Linked DNA regions of Homo sapiens: region 2 is linked to region 1. A link is a loop called in an ENCODE intact Hi-C map of the cell type or tissue named here. Cell type or tissue: prostate gland. All regions are shown on one strand. Links, peaks and the distances in the headings refer to the core of each region. The heading gives the core; the rest is flanking DNA.

Evidence for each region. Hi-C counts contacts between places; a loop is a spot of excess contacts. Peaks named below come from ENCODE experiments on the same cell type or tissue, not always from the same donor. Only the 100,000 strongest peaks of a DNase experiment are listed, where the experiment ranks them.
Region 2: it touches region 1 in a loop (1.8-fold over the local background); 2 of 110 quality-filtered maps call a loop at or near these places.

What each region holds. Positions count from the first base shown.
Region 1 is chr18:45,012,009-45,016,404 of GRCh38, forward strand. The region is part of intron 4 of SETBP1 (SET binding protein 1); the gene reads left to right. Among named protein-coding and RNA genes, the nearest start is that of MIR4319, 44 kb to the left of the region's middle. In prostate gland, for the core only: a CTCF peak has its summit at 2,332; no DNase peak of the experiment used is centred there; H3K27ac peaks cover 1,623 bases.
Region 2 is chr18:45,062,410-45,066,805 of GRCh38, forward strand. It overlaps SETBP1 (SET binding protein 1), which reads left to right. Exons shown (of 6, transcript NM_015559.3): 6 at 670-4,396. The coding sequence ends at 1,289. Among named protein-coding and RNA genes, the nearest start is that of MIR4319, 94 kb to the left of the region's middle. In prostate gland, for the core only: no CTCF peak of the experiment used is centred there; no DNase peak of the experiment used is centred there.

The DNA of each region.
Region 1 (4,396 bases), core at 314-4,313:
TCAAGAAATGTTAGAAGAGGGACTTCTTCATAATTCTCCAGGCTTGACCCAGGGGAGTTGAAGAGAGACAGACAGAATCCTGGTGTGATACAATGCAGTCAGGATTTGTTTGAATCATATATGGTAAGAGATGCACTATGGAATGACCGTCATGAAGGAAGAGTTTTTTATACTCACAGTATTCCTGGGAACAGGAGGCATGGCACACCAGGCAGGGCCACTGGGGGAAGAACTAGGTCAATCAAGAGGCAAAAGGATGAAGGGAAAGTGGGGACAAAAACCTGTATTGTGGTTATCATGGGATGGAATCGGGGAGGCTGGGGAGGCAGATTTCGGATTGGCTAGTCGGAATAATTTCAGGGGCCTCCAGGGTGTAGAGATTGCCCCCAGTTGTCTGGTACCTTGCCCTGGGGTGGTGTGAGTGTGGGGAATAGTGACTCATCCTGTGAGAGCCTCATAAAGGAACTGGTTGGTAGATGTGGGCTCTGGATTGGTTCTTTTGCATGTGAAAGATGCATTCTCAAGGGAGTCCTTTGCTAGCTCTAGGAATTCACTAGCCCTGGGAGGAGCCATCTCTCCAGGATCAGCAGGATTTGTCAAAGCATCATAAAATACAGGAAGTAAAAGAAAATGTGGTATATATGCACACATACAATGGAATACTACTCAGCCATAAAAAAAATAAAATCATGTCTTTTGCAGCAAAATGGATGGAACTACCAGCCATTATCTTAAATGAAGTAACTCAGAATCAGAAAGTCAAATACTGCCTGTTCTCTATGATAAACAAGAGCTAAATAATATGTACACATGGACATAGATTGTGGACTGATAGACATTGAGGACTTGAAAGGGTGGGTGAGTGGGAGAGGGACGAGGGATGAAAAATTACCACTAAAAGCCCAGACTTCACCATTACAGAGTATAGCCATGTCATAAAGCTATACTTTGTAACTCCTAGATTTAGTCAAATGTTTTAAAATACATGCATAATACACTTGGCACTGCAGTCCTGGAAGGCGACAGGAGTAGAGTCAGTACTTAGGAAAGGCAAGGTGATGGCTTTGTCAAGCTCACAACCACCTCACACAAACTCCAGGTTGAGCCCCGTGGTGTCTGCACAGTAGAGAGCAGGATGCTGAGTCTGTGCCAGCCCCAGGCCCTGCAGCCTCCTGCCATTCCTGGAGGCTGAGATAACATGGGGGGACCCAGAGCTCACCTCCTTGGCCCCACCCTGCCTACCTGCTCTACCTTTGATAACACACCACGAAGGATGCTAGGAAAATCCGGTTGCCTCAGCCCAGTGGGAATTTGCTCTCAAACAAACAAAGGCCTGTTTGTAGAGCTGGAGTCCATTTAGACACAGACACAGACCATTTAGGATTATATCTGACTGTTTCTGACTCTTTCTTTCTTTCTTTCTTTCTTTTTTTTTGTTTTTTGTTTTTTGAGACAGAGTCTTGCTCTGTCACCCAGGCTGGAGTGCAGTGGTGTGACCTGGGCTCATCGCAACTTCTGCCTCCCGGGTTCAAGCAATACTCCTGCCTCAGCCTCCCAAGTAGCTGGGACTACAGGTGCCTGCCACCATGCCCGACTAACTTTTGTATTTTTAGTAGAGATGGGGTTTCACCATATTGGCCAGACTGGTCTCGAACTCCTGACCTCATGATCCGCCTGCCTTGGCCTCCCAAAGTCCTGGGATTACAGGCATAAGCCACCACACCCAGCCCTGACTGTTTCTGAGCAGCAGCCACTGAGCGGCTGTGCCCTGTGTCAGTTCCCAGGCATCCCCAATCCTGACATGAAGTCTGAAGCTCTGACGGTTGTGGTTGACAGACAAAACTCACCCACCATGTTTCTTTCTGCTGTGTTTTTAAATTTACTTTCAGGAAAAGGCATGTGGTGTCCAAGACACTTGGGAATACACAGATGTGTTTAAACAACTTGGTTTCTTCTCAGGTTCTGCCTTAATTCAATAATCCATTCACTCTTTCATTCAATAAGCAAAGGATGTTCGGCAGAAAAAAAAAAATTCTGAATTCTGAGACAGTACAGCAAAATGAATCATTGAGCATTGGGACTCAAATTCTCCAAGGTGGGAGGGCTGTGGAAAGCCAGTGCCTGCTGTACAATCAGCAGCCAGAATGTAGGCTGAGGGAGGTAGTAAAACAGCCTGTGCCCATCCATTAAGAAACAGCTGAGCTTCATAGGGAAAGCTTGTCCATAGCAAGGAGGTGGAGATCAGAGGAATCGGTTTCAGCCCAGGCCATCTAGTTAGGACTGGTTTAGTTTGTGGGCCACAGACTTCCTCTAGCTCTGACCTGCCACCCTGCAGGAAAGAAGCAAAGGAGGAGGAATCTGTGCTGGTGACTCAGGGCACATTCCCCAGCAAGGGAGAAATAATTCAGATTACATCCTCCTGCTGTTGGATCAGGGCAGCGCATTTCAATTTAAGCCCATACAGCCAGAGACAGGTTCATGTAGAATGGAATAAATTAATAAATATGCTGTTGTTTAACTGGGAAAGTGCTCTGGCCTAGGGACGGCTTGCTGAATTTCCTCCTGGCACACACTCAGGAAACAAAAACATCGAGGGAACTCAATGTCTGATTCTTGACAGGGTCAAGAAACAAGGACCGTATGGCATTGTTTAGTGGTTAAGACTTTGTAGCCAGGTTGCATGCATTCAAAATCTGACCCTACCACCTACTAGTTGTGGTAATAAAGGGTGAATCACTTACCTTCTCTGTGCCTCAGTTTCCTCCTCCATAAAATGAGAATGAATATAATGCTCCAACAAATAGACTTGTTGTATTAAATGATATTTAAATAAATAATAATTAATAATTAAATAATACATGAAAAGGTCTTAGAGAGTGCCTTAGCATGATGTACCTGCAATTGAAGTCTTGGCTATACCTATTACCAGCACAGTGTGTGAGATAAAGAGTTTCAGGAACTGGAATGCATGCTTCAAACAGCCAGTGGGGTGCCTGCTCCGGACTCTCTGCCTCCACATCAGGGGATTCCTGATCAGTGGCGAGCATGCCAGGGCTTGGGGAGGATGTTCTTGGAGCTAGATCAACTTGCCCTAGATTTTTCGGGGTCCAAGGCACAGTGAGTAGAAAGGAATGACCCCAAACCTGGCCAGAGCAGAAGAGGGGGAGCCTCAACAATGAGATGGAGTAGGTATCAAGGTACTAGAATAAAATCAACTTCTCAAAAGTCGTATTTCCACTCTCTACTCTAGGGGTCTGGGCAAGATGGGTTGTTCCACCAGGTGAGGTGTGTCAGGCCATCTCACATTTTGGCCCCAATTCAGAAACCTGCCCCCTCTGCCAGATCTATGGATTGGCAACTGCTGCCTAGGTCTTGATCTACCTTTACCTCCATCACCATGAAATCTTCACCTAAGAACCTAACTACAGTGAATAGGTATAAGGTGCTTAGAAGCACACTTAACCTTTCGCAGGGCCTTAAAATACAACAGACATGCACCTGCCTTTCTCGGGTGACCCTCAGCATGCCTCCAAACATCCACTCATGCCCCAAGCCTGATAAAACTGGCAGAAGGTCAGAGGGTTTTTAGAGATGTCTAAACATCTCACAAACGTGTTTGTGAGAAGTAAGAGAAGAATATTGGATTACACTTTATGCCTGTGCATCTACCTTTATCAATGTTTCACACCAACAAGCACATGTGTGATAAAAGGCAATGAGGGAGGGAGTCAGTGGCAAAATTGTGTTATAGAAACTATCTTGGGGTGAACAGAGAAAAATAGATCATAAGTATGACATACATATGCCCATAAATCATTTCTTTTACAGAGAGAAGGATAAGAGATTTGACATTTAGTCATGGGGATATTCTGTTCTTGAGTTACATGCTCTTACAAGATGTCACATGTATTCAGTCCTCATAATTACCATATGAGAAGAAGTATTACCATTTTACACTTCAGAAAACTGAGGCCAAAAGTCCTACATGCAGCCTCCACCCACAAGGAGGTTCCTTCCTAAACAGACAATCCACCCTAGCATCACTGAAAGAAAACAAACAACAAAAGAAAATACAGCCCGTACATGATAGAGCTGACCAGCTACTTTATTTTGCTTTCTAGAGGCAAACAATTAGTTTGAGCTGTTGCCGAATTTCATATGAACGGGGCTGGTGAGGGTGGGGGAGGTTTTCCCTTATACACTATTTTAGGAAAACTCATGATTGAATGTAATTTCTGCAGCTGCCATTAGAAAGCAGGATGGCAGCCACAGCGTCTAGGAGAACAGCAGGGCGGGCTAAGCCAGGGTGCAACTGAGAAACCCAGGGAAGAGAGCAGAGCCCATGCCCTAAAGTGACACCAAGGTCAGGACCCAGCCCATAGAGAAAGTGGTGGGG
Region 2 (4,396 bases), core at 219-4,218, 50 kb after region 1:
TCCAGAACACTGGGGGAAAAGCACAGCGAGATGATGCCATGATAACTAGAGTGCTCCAGGAAATAAGCCTCCTTGTGTCAGTGGAGAAGGGTTAGGAATAAAATGGTTCAGTTACATATTCTTATCCTTGATCAGGCCAAGGCATCTCTTCTATGAGATCGATAGTACATCTGCTTGATATGGAGGCCCACGTGCCTTTTTATTCATCTAACACCTACAAAAAGAGAAAGTCTAATCCTTTGCTAAATTGAATCGGATCAAATGTCAAAAAGGTGAATACAAAATTACCTATATAATAAGAGAAATAATGGGAAGATTTATATTGTGATTCTGCCATTGAGTCCCACGGCTCTAGGCCAGTTTACCTCCACAGTATGAGCCTCAGTTTCCACATCTTTACAACGGAAGCAACAATATTTCACATAATTGTTGGGAGGACTGAAATCATGTCAATAGAAGTACTTTGCATGCACAGTGAATATTTGAGAAATGTTTGTTTTTATTTTAATAAAGAAAAAGGAATAATGCATCTTGGGCACGGAGACATACCCATAGCATTAATTCTCTATAATCTTTATAGCCAAGTAGAATGCTAGCTGTCAGTGAAGAGGCTGAGTTGAAGGCACCTTGCATCCTGTGCTCAATTTCTTATCTCTTCCCCTCCCGCAGTCGGCTCCTCCCTGAAGAAGAGGTTCAAGCGGCGGGAGATCGAAGCCATCCAGTGCGAAGTGCGGAAGATGTGCAACTACACCAAGATCCTGTCCACCAAGAAGAACCTGGACCACGTGAACAAGATCCTGAAGGCCAAGCGGCTGCAGAGACAATCAAAAACAGGCAACAACTTCGTGAAGAAGAGGCGCGGGCGTCCCAGGAAGCAGCCCACCCAGTTCGATGAGGACTCCAGAGACCAAATGCCGGTGCTGGAAAAATGCATCGACCTGCCCAGCAAAAGAGGCCAGAAGCCCAGCCTGAGCCCGCTGGTGCTGGAGCCCGCCGCCAGCCAAGACACCATCATGGCCACCATCGAGGCGGTCATCCACATGGCCCGGGAGGCGCCGCCCCTGCCCCCGCCACCGCCGCCGCCCCTGCCGCCACCGCCGCCACCACCCCTGCCCCCGCCACCCCCTCTACCCAAGACCCCCCGAGGCGGAAAGAGGAAACACAAACCGCAGGCCCCCGCTCAGCCCCCACAGCAGTCGCCCCCGCAGCAGCCCCTTCCCCAGGAAGAGGAGGTGAAAGCCAAAAGGCAGAGGAAGTCCCGAGGGAGTGAGAGCGAGGTCCTTCCCTAGGGCGGGTCTGGGCGTCTGCACCTGGGGCCTAGGGAACTGACACGTGGGAAGCGCAGTGAGCCGGGGCGGGGGCGGAATCCCCCGCTGCAGGGACACCCACGCCCTTCTCTCCAGAAGCCGGGCAGGCAGAATCCGGCCAGACGACGGGGCTGAGCCATCAGGAGCTCTTGGGAAAGCAAAGCAGGGAGACACCTTCAGAAGAAGCTTGTCTGAGCTTCACCGCAGCTCCCACCACGCGGCGCTTCAGTACGGCTGGATCCTCCGCAGGCGAGCGGAAGGCCCCCAGGAGGAGCAGGCTGGTGGCACTCTCCTGACCTCACGCTGCCAAGGTGCGCCCTCGACTCCCGATTTCATTTGCTGGCCAGGAAAATCGAAAGGGAAACACCCTCAATTAGGAAACATTCCAAGGGGAGAAAAGCTGCAAATTGCTCAACTGGCATTGCTGTAACCCGTTCCATTTAATTGGTTTTTATTTCTTTTGATTTTCAAGCTCTGCTAAGCTTTGGGGTACCAACGTCATCTTCAGGTGACCTGAATCTTTCCCTTAACCGTACAGTTTCTCGATGGAATTGTGTGATCAGAAGGTGGAATTCTAGTGATAGGCGACCTCAGACCCGCATTCATGTTCTGTGTGCCTCTTCTATTGCACATACACTGATTTTTAGCATTGTCTATTCCTATTTTTCCTTTGCCCATTGTACTTCCATATATCTTTTCATTAACTTACTTGCTGCCTTTTTTTTTTCTTGGTACACATTTAAATAAAGTAATCCTTAACCTGTGCTGTAAAGTTCACCCTTGGCATGCTGTTCCAAGAACCTGGGTTTGAATCCCAATCGTTGTGAAACATACTCAGTATTGATAAAACCTTTTTAATAAGTGATGCAGAGCAGCCAAGGATATGTTGACCCAGATGTCAACCAGGCTATTTTTATACTTAAAACATGTCAGCAGAGCATAGGCAGAATAAAATGGTTTAAATACCCCACAGCAAATAGAGTAACTGACAAACCACCAAAAACTGAAACCCCAGACCCACCAGAAAGACAAGTGTCTAGCAATGCCTTGGTACCTGATCTTTTTCATTCAAATAATTGTCATAGGTTGTTCAAAAAAAAAAAAAAAAAGGAAACAAAAACACAATAGAAGTCCATTATCCCTTGATAATTATTTCTTAAAAGCAAATGGGAGTAAGTGTTCTTATCTGGAAAAATAAATAAATAAAATGCTCAAAGGGTATCACCACTTCAATTTTATCAAGCCACCTTGGACAAAGTATCCAAATTGTGGTTGCCTTAATAAACTAAAACATTATTGTACATAATGTAATTATAAATCTATCAGTCTGCATGGATGCAAACTGTGTGTGACAAATCGTCTTTTAAATGGTCAATTTCAGCTGTACATTTCTCATCCAAGTTGTACTCTAGCCATTGGTTTAGCGTGGACAGATACTCCATCTCTATTATCCATTTCCACAGCCCAAATAAAATATGTTAAGCAGGCTCAGAATGAATATGAAGAATTCCATTTCCGTAGATGTTTTCTAAAAGTCAGATTGTGGAAATTTCAAATAAGTATTTTCAATTTCCTCCCTCACTCCCTCTTACCTTCCCCAAGACATCAAACACCTGGCATGGTAGATTATAGAAAGAGACACTGAGAGAGAGAATTAAATTTTCTAATGGGAATTAGAATATCTGGTTTACCTCCAAATTAAGTTTCTTTACAGGAAGTTGGGACCAGCTGGAAATTGTATTATCATTTCGGAACACAATATTACTTCCTTAGAGAGAGATGGATTTTTGTTGGCAACATAAAAGAATAAGTGATGGGGTATCTATGTGAGTAAATTTTTAAATTCCAAGTTAATATGCTTGCAAACATTACTGCTGCGTTATGGCACCAAGAGTTGGTTGAAATTACCCACGTAGTCATACTCCTGTGCTCTGTCACCATGGACTTCACATCATTTGCTGCCCACTAGTTCAATCGCATTTAATCCTAGCAATATGTAAGTTTAAAGGACTGCATTCCCCTCTACTTTAAAGCTTATATCCTAGATACTCAGTTTGTGACCTTGGTTGACCTTTGGCATTTCACGCAAGTTGAACAGCAAAATCAAAGCAGCCATTTTTAATTCGTCATTCCCAAGCCCTATCTGAGTGGTTCCAAAGTCACCTGAGAGGAAGGTTTAAATTAGTCCCTCTCACCCCACCATTGCTATAAAACAGCAACGTTTTCATTCCAATTCAGCCATAAAGAGGTTTCTCTTCTTACTGGGTTTTGAAATCATTTCCTTTTTTCTTTCGTTTGCCCTTCTTCCTTCCTGTGTTGTACTATCTCTCCAACCACGTCTATAAGCAGACTCAATCTTCTTGCAGAGGAAGATGAGCTGGCACTCTGCAAACTTCTTTAATAAGGACCCAAAGTTTACTTGACATTAACCTCTAGTAGGTGAGAAATTCCAAAAAAGCTTTGGGGTACATTAGAATTTCCAAAGCTCTGAAAGATATTTCAGGAGATTTAACAGCAGAGTTGCAACTTACACGTGAATTCTGGTCTATAGTGGTCATGTGAGTTAAATTCGAATCCTCTACTTGTATGACCCTAGGAATAGATTGGAATACTGCAGAGGACCAAAGCTGAGGCATGCTAAACAGCTGCTTGGAGGTGGAAGCAAGTTCAGTCACCTACTCAGCTTCCTCTCTCCACCACCCAGTTCCTCCCTCAGTATCACATTATTTTTTTCTTCTGCTTTTCATTAACCTAACTCATCTCATCAGTACAACCATTTTCTTATTCTCTAACTACCCCCAATTCCTTTAGCCTCTCCCCACCTGTCCAAACTCAGCTCAGCCGTGGGCCAATGCAGCTTACAGACGGTTGCAGAGCTAGGAAGAAAACCCAGCTCTCCCAACCCTGATCGTGGAGGTCTCTGGCCCCCCAACACTGCCTTCTGGGGGCTGCATTTTTTTTTTTTTTTTGAGAAGAGGTCTTTTGGGATGCATGGTGCTCCACATACAGCTTCACAAAATATTTCATTATAAGAGAAACCCCTTGATTTTTATTTCTTTTTCTTTTGTTTTCTGGATTACCTGCCTTCA